2 separate regions of the Homo sapiens genome follow, and region 1 is linked to region 2. A link is an interaction called in ENCODE POLR2A ChIA-PET data of the cell type or tissue named here. Cell type or tissue: A673. All regions are shown on one strand. Links, peaks and the distances in the headings refer to the core of each region. The heading gives the core; the rest is flanking DNA. Region 1 has its middle 130 kb from the start of SNORA88. Region 2 has its middle 110 kb from the start of WT1-AS.

Region 1 (9,642 bases), core at 1,030-9,029, 52 kb before region 2:
GCTTTCCACTCCCCCACCCCACACATAGCTTCCCAGAACCGCAGCAGATGCGTCAGTATGCTCCCAACTTCCACAGAGCTAATTAGCTCACATGTGGACTTCTCCATCAGTTACACTTATCACCTACCAGGTGGGCTGCCAGGCAGCTGCATAAATGGAAAAGGAAGAGGAAAGGTGGGTGGGGCTTCCCAGGAGAGATGGGGAGGAGCGTGTTTCATCTGAAATAGGATGCATGACATTGACAAGTCACAATTCAGAAAACTCAGGCCTCTTTGGTGTTCACACCAAGAGACATCCAATCCTTAGGAAAGCCTTTAGACCACGACAAAATATTAGGGATAGATGGGTTGGTGGAAAAGAAGGGCCTAGACATTCCAGTGACTAAGGCTGTGGCATCCTCTTAGGCTCTAAAGAAGATTTTATTATCCATATTTTATTAAGATTTCTGCCCAACACTGCAACACCTGTTGTGTGTCTTCAAAGAATCCTTAGGCAAATGGTCACTGTCTAAAATATCACAGCATGCCCATCAACGATGGACTGGATAAAGAAAATGTGGTACAGCCAGCACGGTGGCTCATGCCTGTAATCCCAGCACTTTAGTAGAAGGCCGATGCAGGTGGATCGCTTGAGCTCAGGAGTTCAAGACTGACCTGGGCAACAAGGAGAAACCCCATCTGTACAAAAATACCAAAAAAAAAAAAAAAAATTAGCTGGGCATGGTGGCATGCGCCTGCAGAGATGGGAGGATCACCTGAGCCCCAGAGGTCAAGGCTGCAGTAATGCATAATTGCGCCACTGCACTCCAGCCTGGGCAATAGAGGGAGATCCTGAAGAAAAAAAAAAAAGAAAGAAAAGAAAAGAAAAGAAAAGAAAAGGGAAGGGAAGGGGAAGGGGAATGGGAAGGGGAAGGGGGAGGGAAGGGAAGGAAAGTGGGGGGGAAGGAAGGGAGAAAGGAAGAAAGGAAGGAAGAAGGAAGGAAGGAAAGGAAGAGAGAGAGAAAGAGAAAGAAAGGAAAAGAAAAAGAAAAGAAAGAAGAAGAAGGAAGGAAGGGAGGGAGAGATGGAAGGAAGGAAAGAGGAAGAAAGAAAGAAAAAGAAAAAGAAAGAAAGAAAGAAAGAAAGAAAGAAAGAAAGAAAGAAAGAAAGAAAAAGAAAAGAAGAAAATGTGGTACCTATACCCCCATGGAATACTATGCAGTCTTAAAAAGAATGAGATCATTTCTTTTGCAGCAACATGGATGCAGCTGAAGGCCATTATCCTAAGCAAATTAACACAATAACAGAAAAGCAAATAACACATGTTCTAACTTACAGGTGGGAGCTAAACATTAAATACACATGGACGTAAAGATGGGAATAACAGACACTGGGTACTACTTGAGGTGGGAGGGTGGGAGGAGGACGTGTGCTGAAAAACTACGTATCAGATACTATACTCACTACCTGGGTGATGGGATCCTTTGTACACCAAACCAAAGCAACATGCAATTTACCCATGTAACAAACCTGTACATGTGACCCCTGAACCTAAATTAAAAGTCAAAAAAATTTTTAATTCAAAAATTAGTGGATTTAGTAATTAATTAAAACCAGGAAAAATTAAAATAAAATATATTACAGCATATTGCAGATGTCATTGGCAACTATGGCACCCTGAGATTTTGAGCACACACTCTCACATATATGCCTTGTATAAGAATCTCATTCAGTTTTGAAATGCTACCTGAGGCCTAGATGTGGATTGCCTCTTCCAACTAGAAAAAGCAATAGAATTAGTAAGTGCGTGTGTGTGTCTGTGTGTGAAGGGAGGGGGTGGGAGTGTAGAGGACTGTTAAATACTAGGGTTGGAAAACAAAAATGCTAGGGAAAACCAGTGGATCAAGTAACATGGCCTTCCAGGCCAGTTTAAGGAATATCTTAGGTCCTAATGGCACTTTCCAGTTTGTAAGCATATCTTTTTAGTTTACAAGAAGCCTCATTCAGCCTAAAACTACCAAGATGTGCCATGATTTACTACAAGTTGAAAACAGAATCCTATATCCAAATATCATGTTTCTTCAAGCAGTTTGTACTAACTGTGAGTAAATATATTATCCCTGGCATTCACAAATGTTGGAGAGAACTGGGAGAAATCTTAAAAACCTAAAGATTCCTAAAGCCTCTAAGCCAAAGTAAACAGGCCAAGTGTGCTAATCATACAACAAACGTAGAAGGCTGAGACCTTCGCTCAGAGCTTTACGAAGGTACACTAAATCTCACTTTGATTCAAGCAGGATTTTCAAGATACGAATTTCACTAAGGCACAAACTGAATAGAATCACGTCGGTATAATCCTCACATATTTCTGCCAGCTGGGATCCTGGATGTTGAGATGTGACTGCCTCTCCAAGGGCCTGAAACCACCAGTCTGTTTTACATGGGTCGCCACACAGCCATCAGATGGAAACACTCTGTGGTCACTACGCTAACAGATCCAAATCACCTACGTCAAAAGAAAAGGCTACAGCTCCCATTTCCAATCTCCCAAGCCACCCCAGTCCCTCTGCAATGGATAGAGAGACTAAATGAATTGTTTACTTAATTGTGCTGTGCAAGCTGGATAATTGCATGCTTTCCAGGAAGGCTTTGTAACCAATGAGATGGCACTGAATCTGCCAAAACCTGTACCTTGAAGCCAACATCCTTTCTTTCTATAGACCCTCTCCTATCAGAAATAAAGGCAACCCTGGTATTATTTCTAGAGGAGGCAAAACCATGGTAAAAACATCAAAGATCATGTCTTTCAAAATGGAAAAATCTCCATTAAGCTGAACCCACTGAGAACCGCTATCTCCATATTTGCCAGTGTGGAACCTTTAGAGTCACAAACCTTGATTTAACTAACTCATTACACACTGAAACAGCCAACAAATGGCAAAATAATCTACCTTAGCAGGAGAACAATTGGTCCATTACATAGAAAGACCACATTTTAAGAGGAGAAGGGAGATACAATTAAAAAAAGGGGGTTGGGAAGTATTTTTAAATTATCCAATAGTGTGCAAGAAGACTACAAAGATGGAAAATGGGATTTTATTTATTTGTCAGTCTTCAACAGGACTAAAAAATCGATTAATGCCAAAGTAGAAAATACTGAAATGATGTATTGAGGGAAAAAAGAAAACCCTTAAGGGTAGCAACAACCAAATGTTTAGGCAAAGAAAACCCCATATGCTATGATTTGAATGTGCCCCCCAAAGTTCATGTGTCAGAAACAATTCCCAATGCAACAGTGTTGAGAGGTGGGAATTTAAGAGGTGATTGGGTCATGAGGGCTTTGCCCTCATGAGTGTATTAATTTGTTAGCAAGGAAAGGAGTGAAAGGAGTGGTTTGGCCCCCTTCCTTCCCCCTCCCTACTCCCACACTCTCTTGTCCTTCCGCCTTCCACATTGGAATAATGCAGCAAGAAGGTCCTCTTCAGATGCTGGCCCCCGGACCTTAGACCCCTCACCTTCAGAACTGTGAGAAATAAACTTCTGTTCTTTATCAATTACCCAGTCTGTGGTATTCTGTTATAGCAGCACAAAACAAACTGAGACACCATATTACTTAATAATTAGTCAAGAGAACAAAGCTAAATGAGATGCTTTTAAAACTCCTTCCCCAAAGCCATTTATAAAACGTGTTTGAAATGTTAACAAACACAATGGAAGTTCTCAAATCCAAATACTTGCTTTTGGTAAAGTAACTATTTGCAGCACTTCATACTTACTTCGTTGATTTCCTTCTGAGCAGGCAATACATTTCGAGACATGTTCACAACTGAAAAGTACCTCTCCTATCCAGATCTCCAGCCACCCGTTCTCCTTCCCAGAGGCAACCACTGTTACTGATTTCTTATTATTCTTCCAGATCTTAGATCCAAATACTCTTTAAACTCAATTTTGCAATATTTTTCCATCTATATGTTCTTTCCCATTACCCTCTTGTTTTTATTTCTTATAATGGTTTTCATTAATAGCAATCAGAGTGTTTTTTCCTAGATAGGTCTATGTTCATACAGAGTTTCAGCTTCTCCAACTGGCTATTTCTTCTCAGATGCCATAATCTCCCATGATACAGTCTAATCGACATGCCTCACTAACAGGATTAAGAGTTTAAAGGAACAGTACTCCTCAGGAACTGCCAAGAGTGTGAAGATGCTTTTTTTTTTTTTTTTTTTTTTGAGACAGAGTCTCGCATTGTCACCCCAGCTGGAGTGTAGTGGCACGATCTTGACTCACTGCAACTTCCACCTCCCAGGTTCAAGTGATTCTCCTGCCTCAGCTTCCTGAGTAGTTGGGATTACAGGTGCCTGTCACCACGCCCAACTAATTTTTTTGTATTTTTAGTAGAGATGGGGTTTCACTATGTTGGTCAGGCTGGTCTCAAACAGCTGACCTTGTGATCCACCCACCTTGGCCTCCCAAAGTGCTGGGATTACAGGCATGACCAACTGCGCCTAGCCGAAAATGCTATTTTTATGCAAATATCCTTCAAAAATCTAGGAGGTTCAAAAAAATGGAAAATACAGTGTAGCTGCTACCAAGATGAAGTTTTAAGAATGTTTCAATCTTGACAGGACAATGTTACCCTGACTCAAGCGCCAGTTGGCTTGGCTGTTGGATGTCAGTCAACCTTTTCTGATTTTTCAGGGTTAGATTGTCCCAGAGCAATATTTGTCTGAAACACACCCTTGAATGAGTTTGGGAATGGGAAAGAAATGATGGGTAGTGGGAGGGTCAGGAGGGAGGATAGGAGAGCACCACACATAGTCAGGGGAGGCTTTCAAAAGAGTCTTGACTCTAAGAATACCCAAAAAGAAAGGTAATGCAAATTTCAAACATACCACATGCATTTTCTTTTCCTTCCCAAATCCCACTAAGGCTATTTTTTTAAATCCAGGTTCTAGTCCTGGTTTTGTCATGACCTTAATTTACCCTTCACCTAATCACCTTTGACTCAGTTTCTTCATCTATAAACTGAGGGGCTTGGCCTCACTGAGTTCTAATGTCCTTTATACATTTAATCTTCTATGAGTCTAAGATGCAATTTCTCTCCATATGTTGAATTATAAGCCTACTATGTGGGTATAAAATTCCTTCAATTTCCCACAACTTATTTGCCATGAAATAACAAACTGTGTAGACTTTTAAATGTTTTCAAGGGCCAGGCGCGGTGGCTCACGCCTGTAATCCCAGCACTTTGGGAGGCCGAGGCGGGCAGATCACGAGGTCAGGAATTTGAGACCATCCTGGTTAACATGGTGAAACCCGGTCTCTACTAAAAATACAAAAATTAGCCAGGCGTGGTGGCGCACACCTGTAATCCCAGCCATTTAAGAGGCTGAGTCAGGAGAATCGCTTGAACCTGGGAAGCAGAGGTTGCAGTGAGCCGAGATCATGCCACTGCACTCCAGCCTGGGTGATGGAGTGAGACCCTGTCTCAGAAAAAAAAAAAAAAAAATGTTTTTAAACCTTCATCAGAGAAGTTACTCTAATGGACAGTTGTCATTCTGAAGATGTCCAGCATCCACTCCTCCTCTTTTACAACACCTGATTTCTTTTAGAAGTATCTGCATTCAATTTGGGGGGATAAATCTAAGTGTTTGCCTCCCCAAACTACAAAGTTTAAGAAGAACCAGAAAGTTTCTTCTTCCAGGCTTTCCCTTCATAAATCAATACATCCATAGGATGGACATGTGACCTACCAACTTTTCTCCCCCAGGACTTCTCTAGCAGAACAACACAGGAGCAAAACAAACAGCTAGCATTCATTCTCTCTAGAAGCAGTAATTTCTTCTACAAAGTTTTCTGTTCTTCAGCTTTCCCTTCAATCCTGCAAACAACCCCATATTCGTCCAGTAAATTCCCTTTTTTACTTTAGTGGTTTGCCACATAACAATCCATTCCAAAACTTAACAGCTTAAGATAATAATCATTTATATACTCACCATTCTATGAATTGGCAATTAGGATAGGGCTCAGATGGGATGGTGTAGCTCCGCTCCATGTGGTGTCAGCTGGATTCACTTAAGCATCTGCAATCAGTGGGCAGATCAGCTGGGGGCTGACTGATCCCAAATGGCCTCACTCGCTCACTTTGTAGAAACCAAATGAAGTGCCGGCTGGAGCACCTTAGTTCTCCCTGTGTCCTCTCATTCTCAAGTAAATTAAACAAGGCTTCATTGCATGATGGAGAAATGTTCTGAGAGGATGAAAGGAAAAACTGCAACTTCCCTTTTCCTACATTCTATTCGTCAAATATAATTTTTAAATCAGCCTAGATTCAAGGGATAGGAGAATAGATTCCATCTTAATTAGAGAAGTGACCAAGAAACCTTTCCAAGAAAAGTGGATACAAGAAAAAATGAATCACTGGGGTCTCTTACTGTAAGCAATCTACCATGTTGGGCTTGGTGTTTGTTGCTTGTGACATAAGGACACTAACTGATCCACAATCAGTGTAATGTGACACAAAACACATTAGATTGTTGAGGCCTTAACATCTGGGACATTTTCCCTGTTTATACCTCACATCTCAATGGGATTAATCGGAAAGAATGTGGGTGTTGTGGTAGTGAGGGTATAAGAAGCACAAAATTTAAAGTGAAACTGCCTTGGTTCCAGACCTGCAGGTTACTTAGCTGTGCAATTTTGAACTTAATTAATCTCTGTGATTTTCATTCAAAATAAAAAGGGGAGTGACAATATCTGCCCTGAGTTGCAGAATTGTTGTGAATATTAAACAGTGTAACTCCATGAACTTCAGGCCATCCTCACTTTGCACTGTAGTGCAGGATCATAAAAATGGCCATGCAAGTTGAAACTGTGCCAAACTTTTTAATAATGAACAGGAAAAATTATCATATTTCCTTGACCTTTAAAAATATTGTCAAAACATTAAAAAACTCTCTCCCTATTGGTTATAAATATGAAGAAAAATGGAAGAAATAGTAAAATGAATGTTTGTTTTCTATGTTGATCTAAAGTGTTAGTAACATTGAGAATAAAATGCTTGATTTATTTGTAAAGAGCTTAACAATATTCATTTGAACAATGCTTGCTTTTTTATCATCATATAATTTACAATATGGAGTGAGCATCTTTCCTATGCCTTGGCAAATTGTCATACTCCTTTCAAAGTTTGGGTCAGCTTCCAACATTTTATCCCTTACGCTTTCAATGCCACAAAATATCTCCAAGGGTTCCTTTAATGTGAAGATTTTTTCCAGAATCATTTCCTCTGGGATATGTTGATCCCTTCATTACAACCACCTTCCTCATTTATGTCAGTAACTTTGCCTTGAACAGATTCTTCTGATTGCGTGTCTTTCAAAAGGCAGTAGTGTCAACATTCCCATGATCAGCTGTTTCTTCTGTAACTACATTTATGTTTGATTCAAACTTCATTTCCAGTGTTATCATTTTTTCTTTTTTCTTTTTTTTTTTTTTTTTTTGAGACGGAGTCTTGCTCTGTCGCCAGGCTGGAGTGCAGTGGCGCAATCTCAGCTCACCACAACCTCCGCCTCCCAGGTTCAAGCAATTCCCCTGCCTCAGCCTCCCAAGTAGCTGGGATTACAGGCACATGCCACCACGCCTGGCTAATTTTTTTGTATTTTAGTAGAGACGGGTTTTCACCACATTGATCAAGAGATCAAGATGGTCTTGATCTCCTGATCTCGTGATCCACCCACCTCAGCCTCCGAAAGTGCTGGTATTACAGGCATGAGCCACCACGCCCGGCCCTATTTTTTCGTTTCTTTTTTGCATCTTCTTTTTTTCTTTTGGCCAATTCCCTCTTTCAATTTTCCACATTTGTACAATGTTGCTCAGGTTTACCACTAAGAAACAAGATAATAAACTCCACACTTTGTTGTCTGTTTGTGAACTAAATAACAGATGCACAGTGACCAATCACTGAAAGACTTCGAAAGAAGTGACGGATTAGTCACCAATCATGATGCACATCTGTTACTTATATAGTGACTTGGTGGAACTAAAGAGCTAGCAGCAAAGTCTGTACTTCATGCAATTGCTCACAGCTAATATATGTGGTAACTAAAATTTGAATCATATTGTTGAGGGACTGGTGTTATTTAATTAAACTGTAGTAAGTGAAATTTGTGCATATCAGAACTATGCAAAACAAGGACTGCCTGTATTAAACATTATATAAGGTTTAACTATTGCCAGTTGTTATTAAGGAAGGAAAGACTAGACCTCATACTTGGTGCATGAAAGAAGGGGTTAGATTTAATTCAAACTTGCACTCAGCTCTAACAATTTTCATCTTTGTCCCTGTATTAATGCTAACTAGGCAGCAATGAAAGGAGAAGGAAGGACTGAAAACACAGCTATATTTTAACCTTTCGCATAGGGCTAGAAGGAAATTCCTGGAGAGGAAAACAGGGCATAACCAAACCTAAAGTTCGTCTAAAAGTGGGGAGATTTGTCCAAATTAAGTAGATCTTTTATCACTCTTTATTTCCAAGGCAAGAAGGAAAATCCTTCAATATTGTTTTCCATGAATGTGGCTGGTGGTCTCTAAAGATCCATTTTCACTTCTTTTGTAGTTGTAGAACCCCAAATTTTGGCTGGTTGTGCAGCTGCCCAGAACAAAAGGCCATATTTCCCAGCCTTCCTTGTAGCTAGCTGTGTCCATGATTAAATACTGCCCCATGAGATATAAATGAAAAGACTGTGGGGACTTGAAGACAGCACCTTAAAAGGAGCTGACAGTTTGGAGAAGCAACCTTTTTCCCTACTACTGTCTGGAATGTGGACAAAATATTAGAAAGAGCCCTCTTAGACCATGAAGCCATGGAAGCCAAGTAATGGGATAGTAGAAGACAAATACAGAAGGAGGCTTAGTCCTTCATGGATGTATGGAAACGTCATACCAGCTCTGGCTGCCTCTTTCCACACTTCTTCTATAATGTGTATTTAAGCCACTCTTTTTTTTTTTTTTTTTTTTTTTTTTTTGAGACAGAGTCTTGCTCTGTCGCCAGTGGCTGGAGTGGTGCAGTGGTGCGATCTCAACTCACTGCAGATCTCGGCTCACTGCAACCTCTGCCTCCCAGGTTCAAGCGATTCTCCTGCCTCAGCCTCCCGAGTAGCTGGGACTACAGGCATGTGCCACCACGCCCAGCTAATTTTTGTATTTTTAGTAGAGATGGGGTTTCACCATGTTGGCCAGGATGGTCTCGATTAGGCCACTCTTTTAGGTCTTTCTTACCCACATGTGGATACAGTTCCTAATAGATAAAATGAATACACTTATCTGTTCAGTGGCCTATTTTAGTGGCCCAAGTAGCAGATTGACTCTTTCACCACTGTCTTACATCCTTCTAGGCAGTAAAAGTACCAATAAAGCAGAAACACATGGGAAAAAAAAAGCCCTTCCCACAGTGTTGGATATTTAGAGGAACAAAGCTTATGGTTGTTTGCAAAGTCCTAATACAGATTCAAATAGTCAAAACTCAAACACAGACCTGGCTTAAGAGTTGTTTGGTTGGAAGGGAGATGAGAGGATGTAAAGAGGGTACTAGTTCACAGCAAACTCATTATAAAACAGAAGCCCTAAAATGTAATTCAGTATAAGGCTGTACTCACGTAAGTG
Region 2 (9,642 bases), core at 1,088-9,087:
GAGTTTGAGACCAGCCTGGCTAACATGGTGAAACCCTATCTCTACTAAAAATACAAAAAGTAGCTGGGCATGGTGGCGGATGCCCGTAGTCCCAGCTACTCAGGAGGCTGAGGCAGTAGAATCGCTTGAACTTGGGAGGCGGAGGTTGCAGTGAGCCGAGATGGTGCCATTGCACTCCAGCCTGATGACCGAGTGAAACTCAATCTCAAAAAAAAAAGAAAAGAAAAGAAAAGAAAAGAAAAAGAAAATACGGTCACTCATATTAGTTTTGGGTTCAATAAATACAACTATCATAGATTATCTTTATTATTTCAAATGGACTGAAGTCCAATTTAGACTTTATAGCATCAAGACTAGGCAAGAGTCTCAATTTTTCAATCCATCCATCCTTTGGTATAGAAAATGATTTCACGACACACATTATTTAAGCTATTCTGAAAACCACACTAATGTTCTCTTTATTAATATTTTTCCAGTTTCAAAGCCTTCCATCAGGCATTTCTGTCAGGCTTCTGAAGGGTCCCATATGCACCCTTCCAGTTCAGAAATGTGTTCTTTTTTGGTTCATTGGAATTCTTCAGAATATCTGGCACTGAAACATATTGGCTTCAATTAAAAGGCTATGATTTCTGTGAATTCCCATTAAGCTAGTGAAAGAAATCTGTGTTAAAAAAAAAAGTTAACACATTAAGATACAGTTGTACTGAAAAATGGTTCATGTTTAAAAGGCTACTTAAGTAGATGAAAATAAGCTGCCTGTTATAAAAATCTGCTCATTTTTAGTAAAATCCTTCATTTCTAGAGGGGTTTTTAGTACATATGTGCCCAATTAGCCATAAAAACTCAACTAGACATGAACCATGCAATCCAACCATCCGCCTGTTGATGTTAAAACACAGATCCTATTAACACAAATGTAATTTAAACGGTTAAAAAGTGATAAAGTACATAATTCTAATCTAATAGTGTTTGAAATATGATACTGCTCTATACCAATGACAAATCAGTTTTGAATTATGATTCCAGTAAAGTTTGAAATAGCTCAAGCATGTTAATTAGTGATCCAAAACTCAGGAACAGCATTATATATTATATTCAGTCACACCTCTTTGCCCAGGAGCAAAAGCATATTCTCTAACATTCAGAGAAAGAGAAAGCCATGTAAATCCTCTTCAATTCTACGTCCTGGATGCCCTAGAAATGCCTCACTTAATTTTCCCCATTCAATTTACTTATGTTTAAAAGGTGTTAGAACTCAAGATAGTTTCTCAAGGAACAATATTTAAGAGGACCTTTAAAGTGCAAAGAAGTTCACTAGTTACTGGGGAAATGCACAAAAAGAGATCAATGTAACCACTTCTCTCCACATCTGTGCCCCTATGTGACATGGTCACATAGGCATGGAAGGTAACAAAGAACTGGGGTAACAAAGCTGGAGGTAACAACTGGAGTAACAAAGCTGGAGGTAACAAAGAACTGAGAGGAAGACAACTGAACCATTTCGTACTAGCTTTATCAGAGACAAATGCAAGCTTACACACCCAACTTTTATTATAAAAATAATACCCTATATATTTTAGGGATAGGCTCGAGCCCATCAAGAATATTCTGATGGCTCACCAGTGAACTGCAGATCTTGTTTTGATAATCACTGCTGTAGGTGCTTATAATATTAAAGGCAGGATTTCTTTTATAAGTATTCATAAATTAGATTAAATTTTGATTGTTTTGGAAGACAAACTAAATTCCAATCATGTCAATGAACTATCTCATCTTTTAAAATAGCCACAGGCTGGGCACAGTGGCTCATGCCTATACTCCCAGTACTTTGGGAGGTCAAGGTGGGAGGACTGCTTGAGAGTAGGAGTTCAAGACCAGCCTAGGCAAAATAGCAAGACCTCGTCTCTACAAAAAAGAAAAATAAATAAATAAATAAATAAATAAAATTAAAATTAAAAACTAGCTGGGTTGGCCGGGCACAGTGGCTCACACCTGTAATCCCAGCACTTCGGGAGGCCAAGGCAGGCAGATCACCTGAGGTCAGGAGTTTGAGACCAGCCTGGCTAACATGGTGAATACCTATCTCTACTAAAAATACAAAAAAAATTAGCCAGGCATGGTGGTGCATGTCTGTAGTCCCAACTACTCAGGAGGCTGAAGCAGGAGAATCACTTGAACCTGGGAGGCGGAGGTTGCAGTGAGCCACAATAGTGCCACTGCACTTCAGCCTGGGCACCAAAAAAGAAAAAAAAATTAGCTGGGCATGGTGGCAAAAGCCAGTAATCCCAGCTACTTGGGAAGCTGAGGCAGGAGGATCTCTTGAGCCCATAAGTTCAAGACTGCAGTGAGCCATGATCACACCATTGCACTCCAGCCTGGGCAAGGGAGGGAGACCCTGTCTCTAAATAAATAAATAAAATAAAATGGCCATAAAACAGCATGCTGAAGCCCCCTTGATCATACAGTGCCAGTGTCTCTCACCCTCGAAATCAGTTCTTCAGGTCTAATCCAAATCCTGTTTGCCCCAATTCAGTAAATTTCCTCTGGTTTTTTATCCAATGGTAAAAAAAAGAAACATATTGTAACGCCATTCTCCAAACACCATGCTACCATGGCAGATTTAGAGAATAGCTAGGAATAGTGTGCCCTAACACAGGACTTGGTCTCTGGCAAAATTACCAAAGCTGAGACCAAACAGTATGGTCTAGCTGGTGTCCTTAAACTATTTTCTTAGAGAAGAGCGGGGGAAAATCAGCATGTGAACACGAGTGAATCAATCTTAGTTCTTATAAAGCAAGTCCACTGAGTATGAACACTTCCATTCAAAGCTCACCAAATGTTACTGTGGCTTTACAAGAATAAAATGTGAAACTCAAGAAAGAGATTCTGTCATTGCTGGCGTCCTATTAAAGCCCAAGTTCATTCCCTCCTCTCCATTTTCTGTGGTACCTCTTCAGAGTGGCATTAGATCCTATTTGGACCATTGCAGTAGCCTCCTAACTGGTCCCTCTGCTCTGAGTCTCTCATCCTTCACATTGCTGAAAGGTTAATCTCTCCAGCTCTGATCAAATTACCTCCCCATCAAAAATGTGAATCACTGGTTCTCACGCCTGTCAACAGAATTACGGTCACATTCCTTAGCCTGGGATTCGTATCCATGTTTAAAGCCCTAGATCAGAAATATCCCATCTTTGAAAAAATGAAACATGAAAAACGCAAAAAAGTAGTTCCTGGGCCAGGCGCGGTGGCTCATGCCTGTAATCCCAGCACTTTGGAAGGCTGAGGCAGGCGGATCACAAGGTCAGGAATTCGAGATCAGCCTGACCAACATGGTGAAACCCCGTCTCTACTAAAAACATACAAAAATTAGCCAGGTATGGTGGCATGCACTTGTAATCTCAGCTACTCAGGAGGCTGAGGCAGGAGAAGTGCTTGAGCCCGAGAGGCAGAGGCTGCAGTGAGCCGAGACTACACCACTGCACTCCAGCCTGGGCGACAGAGCAAGACTCCGTCTCAAAAAAAAAAAAAAAAAAAAAAAAGTAGTTCCTGGATCATAAGCACTCAGTAAATGTTCTCTGTTATCGTTGTTGCTGCCTCTGTGGTGAATGTGTCATGAAGTCTTTAATCTTCACAGATGGATTATGGGATTTTAACAATAGCTTTCTTATGATACCTAATTACTTTTTCTTTTCTTTTCTTTTTTTTTTTTTTTTTTTTTTTGAGACAGACTCTTGCTTTGTCACCTGGACTGGAGTGCAGTGGCGCAATCTCGGCTCACTGCAACCTCCATCTCCCGGGCTCAAGCAATTCTGCTTCAGCCTCCCGAGTAGCTGGGATTACAGGCATGCGCCACCATGCCCGGCTAATTTTTTTTTTTTTTTTTTTTTTTTTTTTGTACTTTTAGTAGAGACAGGGTTTCACCATGTTGGCCAGGCTGGTCTAGAACTCCTGACCTCAGGTGATCCACCCGCCTCGGCCTCCCAAATACTTTTTATTTCCTGTCATAGTTATTTAATTATATGTCTAATCTCCCCTGGTAGACTATGAGCTCCTAGCGTAGATCTTATTTTCATTCATCTTTATATCCTTCATGTCATACATAATACAAGGCTTTTACACAAATACATTTGAAGAAAAATGTTAAATATTGCATCAAGCCACAAGGGGGCACAGTTGAGCTACTCTTAATAGTAGAATCCTCCTACAATTAGTAATAAAGGTTTTAGAATTGAGAGGTTTTTCTCCCTTGAAAGTGTAAGTCTGCTTAAAGTAAATGTATAAGCCTTATGTATGATTACAAATATATACACGTTAACACGAGAAAATGACTGTTATATAGTTAATTTTAAAAAAACAATAAATAGTAGAATATATATGATTCAATTTTTGTAAAATACCTGTCTTAAATACATACAGAAAAAAGCCTGGAAGAGGAGCCTGGAAGAGGAGCCTGGAAGTTGGCAGCTGTTATATCTCAGGGAGTTGGGAATATGGAGGTTTTAATTTCCGTTTTGCACCTTTCTGGATTTTTAAAAATAACCTATACATACTAATTTTATAATCAGAAAAATAAAGGTATTTACTTTAGAAATACCTTCACTTTATGGCAAAATATTTATTTTCTTTTTCTTGCCATCTCATCTCCAATTCCATGTTTAATGTATTTAAAAGCAAATATACAATTTAGGGTATTTTCTGACAGATTAAAGCAGAGATTCCCAAATTCTCTTGGTACACAGTGCCCTTAGTGTCTTGGTAATTTTTCATGGTACCCCAGGGAGGAAAGAAATACCTAACAGCTCCATTTGTTAAGTGGTGAAGTCCAAACGACTTAAAAAGCATTTATGTCCTAACAGTTGAGTAGCCATTTGAAAAGTTAATACACACACATTGAAAAAACATTTTTATTCCATTCTTAACTAAACACAATTACTTATTAATTGAATGTGTAAACCCATTGGTCATTTTGGAAATTTCTTAAACTCTGGAATAAGATTGAACACTGACTGCTACCCTGATTTTCTATTCCACCCTGATTTTCATGCAGTACTCAATTTTTATCACGGCAACTACCAAAATCCCAGCTTCGAAAAGAAATGTTATCATTGAAAGGAATGGAGCACGATCTAATTCTGAATCTATGAACACCTCAAGCTAGTAGTTCATGGGTATCCCCATGCAAATACTGAATATAATTGTGTTTTCCGGCCAGGCGCGGTGGCTCACTCCTGTAATTCCAGCACTTTGGGAGGCCGAGGTGGGCGGATCACGCGGTCAGGAGATCGAGACCATCCTGGCTAATACGGTGAAAACCCGTCTCTACTAAAAATACAAAAAAATTAGCCGGGCGTGGTGGCATGCGCCTGTAATCCCAGCTACTCGGGAGGCTGGGGCAGGGGAATCGCTTGAACCCAGGAGGCGGAAGTTGCAGTGAGCTGAGATCACACCACTGCGCCACTGCACTCCAGCCTGGGAGACAGAGCGAGACTCCGTCTCAAAAAAAAAAAAAAAAAAAAAAAATCTGGTTCCCTGTGAGGCTGGCAAGACGGAAAAAAGAAAAAAACAAAACAAAACAAAACAAAACAAACCTCATCAAGTGGCTACTTCCCAACTAGCCTTGAAAATATGCCACACCTAATAGCTCAAATTTGTTTTGTTTTCTCTGAGCCAGATTCCGCTGGGAAAGAGGAAAGAAGGTTGGTGTGGGAAGGTGGGCTGAGGAAAGGACTCTGGTTTCCATCTCCCTCCAGTCCACCAATCTGCTCTTCGCTTCTAATCTGTTCTTCTCTCCCACTCAAAACTAAACCAGGAAGCAGCTCCCAAAGTAGCATGTTCCTGGGAAACACCCACGTTCCTGCATGAGTCTGAGACTGGATTTCCAACCAACCTACTGACTTTTCCACCTCTCTCTCCAAATGCCCAAGGCCTTGCCAGGACCTGGGAAGCACAAAGGGCCCCAATGTTGAACTGCTTCCTGGTAAGACAACCCTTTTCCCTTCCTGAACTAAAAGGCATTTACTTCTCCTGCCAGGAATCACTGGTTAGCTTCTGGGACCACGACTTCCAGTCAAGTACACAACTGCTTCTATTCAAATCCACTTCAAATGGAGATTAAAAAGTGGTTTTTTCTCTAAAGTTTGATGGATCCAATTTCACATCTTGAGTTAGTAAGATGGTTTCCAATTTTCTATTAATAACTTAAACATAATTAAAACACATCCAAAAGGCATCTCCAACTTGTGTGGCAGGAAGTACTTAAAGAACTTAAGGTTACAGGGAGATAGAAGCAAGCCAAATGTCTATGGACAGGTGGGTGAATAAATAAAATGTGGTATATCTCTACAATGGAATATTATTCAGCCTTAAAAAAGGAAGGAAATTCTGACACATGCTACAGCATAGATAAGCCTTGAAGACAATATGCTAAGTGAAATAAGGCAGACACAAAAGAACAAATATTGTGTGGCTCCACTTATATGAGATACCTAGGGTGATCAGATTCATAGACAATAGAATCGTAGGCTGGGCACAGCGGCTCACACCTGTAATCCCAGCACTTTGGGAGTCTGAGGCAGACAAATCATGAGGTCAGGAGTTCAAGACCAGCCTGGCCAACATGGTGAAACCCCATCTCTACTAAAAGTACAAAAATTAGCCGGGTGTAGTGGCGGGCGCCTGTAATCCCAGCTACTCGGGAGGCTGAGGCAAGAGAATCGCTTGAACCCAGGAGGCGGAGGTTGCAGTGAGCCGAAATCGTGCCACTGCACTCCAGCCTGGGTGACAGAGTGAGACTCCATCTCAAAAAAAAAAAAAAAAAAAATAGAATGGTAGTTGCCAGGGCTGGGAGGAGTAGGAAATGGGGAATTATTGTTAATTAGTATAGAGTTCCAATTTTGCAAGATGAAAAGAGTCCTAGAGATGGATGGTGTTGATGGCTGCACAACATTGTGAATGTACTTAATGCCACGAAATGTACACCTAAACATGGTTTACATGGTACATTTGATGTTGTATATATTTTATTTTACCACATTTTTTTTAAATCACAGGGATGACTTTCTGGTAAAGGGAGGCTTCGATTTAACTGGAATCACATCCTTAAATCACTTGGACAGCTTGCAGCCGACCTAGAGATGAGTCAGTTTAGATGATCTGGTGTTAAATAACATACATGATGTTTCAAAACCCAAAACCCAAGGGCCCTGTTCTAAAGGGAACAATGCCTAAACAAGAGCAGTAGCCAAGCCTCCACCTCTTTCAGGCCTTCAGTGTGCTTAAGAAAATTCAAATTTTCTCAGTAAATTCCCAGCCCTTCAGGCACGAGTGTGAAATTCTCACTCACTTCCTTTCAAAGAGGATACTGTACTCCTCAGATGCTATAGATCCAAGGCATGATGAAATAAGGCCTAGAATAGCAGCTAGAAGACATGGACAAATGCAGGCTGATCTGGGTTCCAGAACTCAGCGTCCTGGGCGTGAGGCTTACAGTGAGGTGTTTTCTTGATCTAATGTAGGCCTGACGCTGTTAAAGAGGACAGCCTGAAAATCCAAAGCACCTGGCTTTCTCCTTACTTGTAGGCCTGGCCTGTAAACACATTTCCAAACTCTCCTGAGAAATGTTTGGGAAGGAGGAAAGAGAATTTTCTAAGGTCAGCCTGGAAAATGCCAGATGATGCATTCTATGTCAAAAATCGGAGAAGTCCTACAGTGTAGAAATTTGACGTCCAATTTTCTCACTTCTCAGCTTCACACCCATTGATCTCCCTTTTTTTTTTTTTTATGTGCTTAGCTCTTCCTTTCTTGACATCTCCATTTTGTCAGTGGCACCCAATCTCAAAACCATAGAGTCTTTTCTGATTTCCTCTTCTGTCAACACATTCCATCACTGATCTAACTATAAATTCGGCTCCAGCCATACCTTTTCCATCAACCCCCTTTCTTCCTACCTTCTCTGCTGCCATGTTAGTTGAAGTCTTCATGACTCTCCCCACTAGACTATCCCAATAGCCTCCTCATTGGTCTCCATATCCCTCAGCTCTCTTCCCTCTAATAATATCTTAACCACCAACAGAGGAATGCTTCCAAAGTACAATGCTAAGCATGCCACAACTATACTTGGACACTCTGAGTGGCTCCCCATGGCCCACGAAATAAGGAAGGACAGACCCTTCAGCTAGCATGTGAGTTTTTTTTGTACTTGTCGCTCCAACCCCCTCAACCAGCCTCATTTCCCATCCCAGGGAACCTCATGGTCTAGTCAACTCAGCTGTTTTCCATTTCCTAAATAGATTTCAAGGTTTCCTGCCACTGCGCATCTACTCATCCTCAGTCAGATTTGAGCTCTCTCCCTCCTCTTCTCTACTCAACTTCCAAGTCCAGCTCAAATGCTGAGTCTTTGTGAAGTCATAAGTCTTTTCTTTGAATTCCTCAAAATTCTTCAACTGTTGAAATCTCATAGTTCTTAATACAATCAGCTTTTATTAGTGTCATGTTTCAATACAGTCAGTTGTACCTTAATGTGTTACTTTATTAAAGGACTGCAGACAGCCTTAAATATTAAAGTCTTATTCATCTCTGTATTTTACTTGAGTGCTAACACAATGCTTTAGATATAAGAAGCATTTAATGCAAGTCTGTTGAATTAAGGAATAACTACTTTAGTAGTTATTCCTTAATTTAGTCCTACTTCACACACCATCAAATTCCCAAACTTCAATATATTCTTAAGCCAGTGATAGCAAATTTTCATTTATTCTCTTTCCTGAACCCTAGACCCTTTTTTAAAAGACTTTATATGTTTTATTTACAGATTAAAACAAATATAAGTGGCATCTCATTTTATATACAGATGTTCCCTGATTTATGATTGGGTTATGACCCAATAAATCCATTGTACATTGAAAATATTAAGTCAAAAATACATTAAATACGCTTGTGAACCCTGAAAAAGCCTAAAGATGAATCATCCCTGAAGATGAATCCAGAGTGGCTAAATGGGCCTAAATTCAGATTAGAGCCAAGTGGCCATTTGCTGACTAGACATTACACACCTACTCTGAGTTTCCAGAAAACCTGCACTTCTGCTTAACTTTGGTACTTTCATAGCCACATGTTGATATATATGCCATCTGAACCAACCAATAAACTGTGATGTCCATTGACCAATCAGAGCCCAACAAACACCAACCAATCAGAACTAAGCAAGCTTGAATCCTTCATTTGCATAAGCAGATCTGAATGGGAACCTGGGCTGAAATATTCTCTATAAGAGATCGAGACCATCTTGGCTAACACGGTGAAGCCCTGCCTCTACTAAAAATACAAAAAGTTAGCCGGGCATGGTGGCTCGTGCCTGTAGTCCCAGCTACTTGGAGGAGAATCGCTTGAACCCGGGAGGCAGAGGTTGCAGTGAGCCAAGACTGCGCCACTGCACTCCAGCCTGGGTGACAGAGCGAGACTCTATCTCAAAAAAAAAAAAGATAAACCGGCCAGGCACGGTGGCTCACGCCTGTAATCCCAGCACTTTGTGCAGCTGAGGTGGGCGGATCACCTAAGGTCAGGAGTTCGAGACCAGCCTGACCAACATGGTGAAACCCTGTCTCTACTAAAAATACAAAATTAGCCAGGTGTGGTGGCACATGC

Evidence for each region. Peaks named below come from ENCODE experiments on the same cell type or tissue, not always from the same donor. Only the 100,000 strongest peaks of a DNase experiment are listed, where the experiment ranks them.
Region 1: POLR2A ChIA-PET joins it to region 2 with 10 read pairs; 3 of 35 experiments call an interaction of 5 or more read pairs at or near these places.

Annotation. Positions count from the first base shown.
Region 1 is chr11:32,268,043-32,277,684 of GRCh38, forward strand. No RefSeq gene overlaps it. Among named protein-coding and RNA genes, the nearest start is that of SNORA88, 130 kb to the left of the region's middle. In A673, for the core only: no CTCF peak of the experiment used is centred there; a DNase peak (open chromatin) is centred at 4,129.
Region 2 is chr11:32,319,550-32,329,191 of GRCh38, forward strand. No RefSeq gene overlaps it. Among named protein-coding and RNA genes, the nearest start is that of WT1-AS, 110 kb to the right of the region's middle. In A673, for the core only: a CTCF peak has its summit at 4,163 (motif pointing right); DNase peaks (open chromatin) are centred at 4,172, 7,192 and 8,294; H3K27me3 peaks cover 476 bases.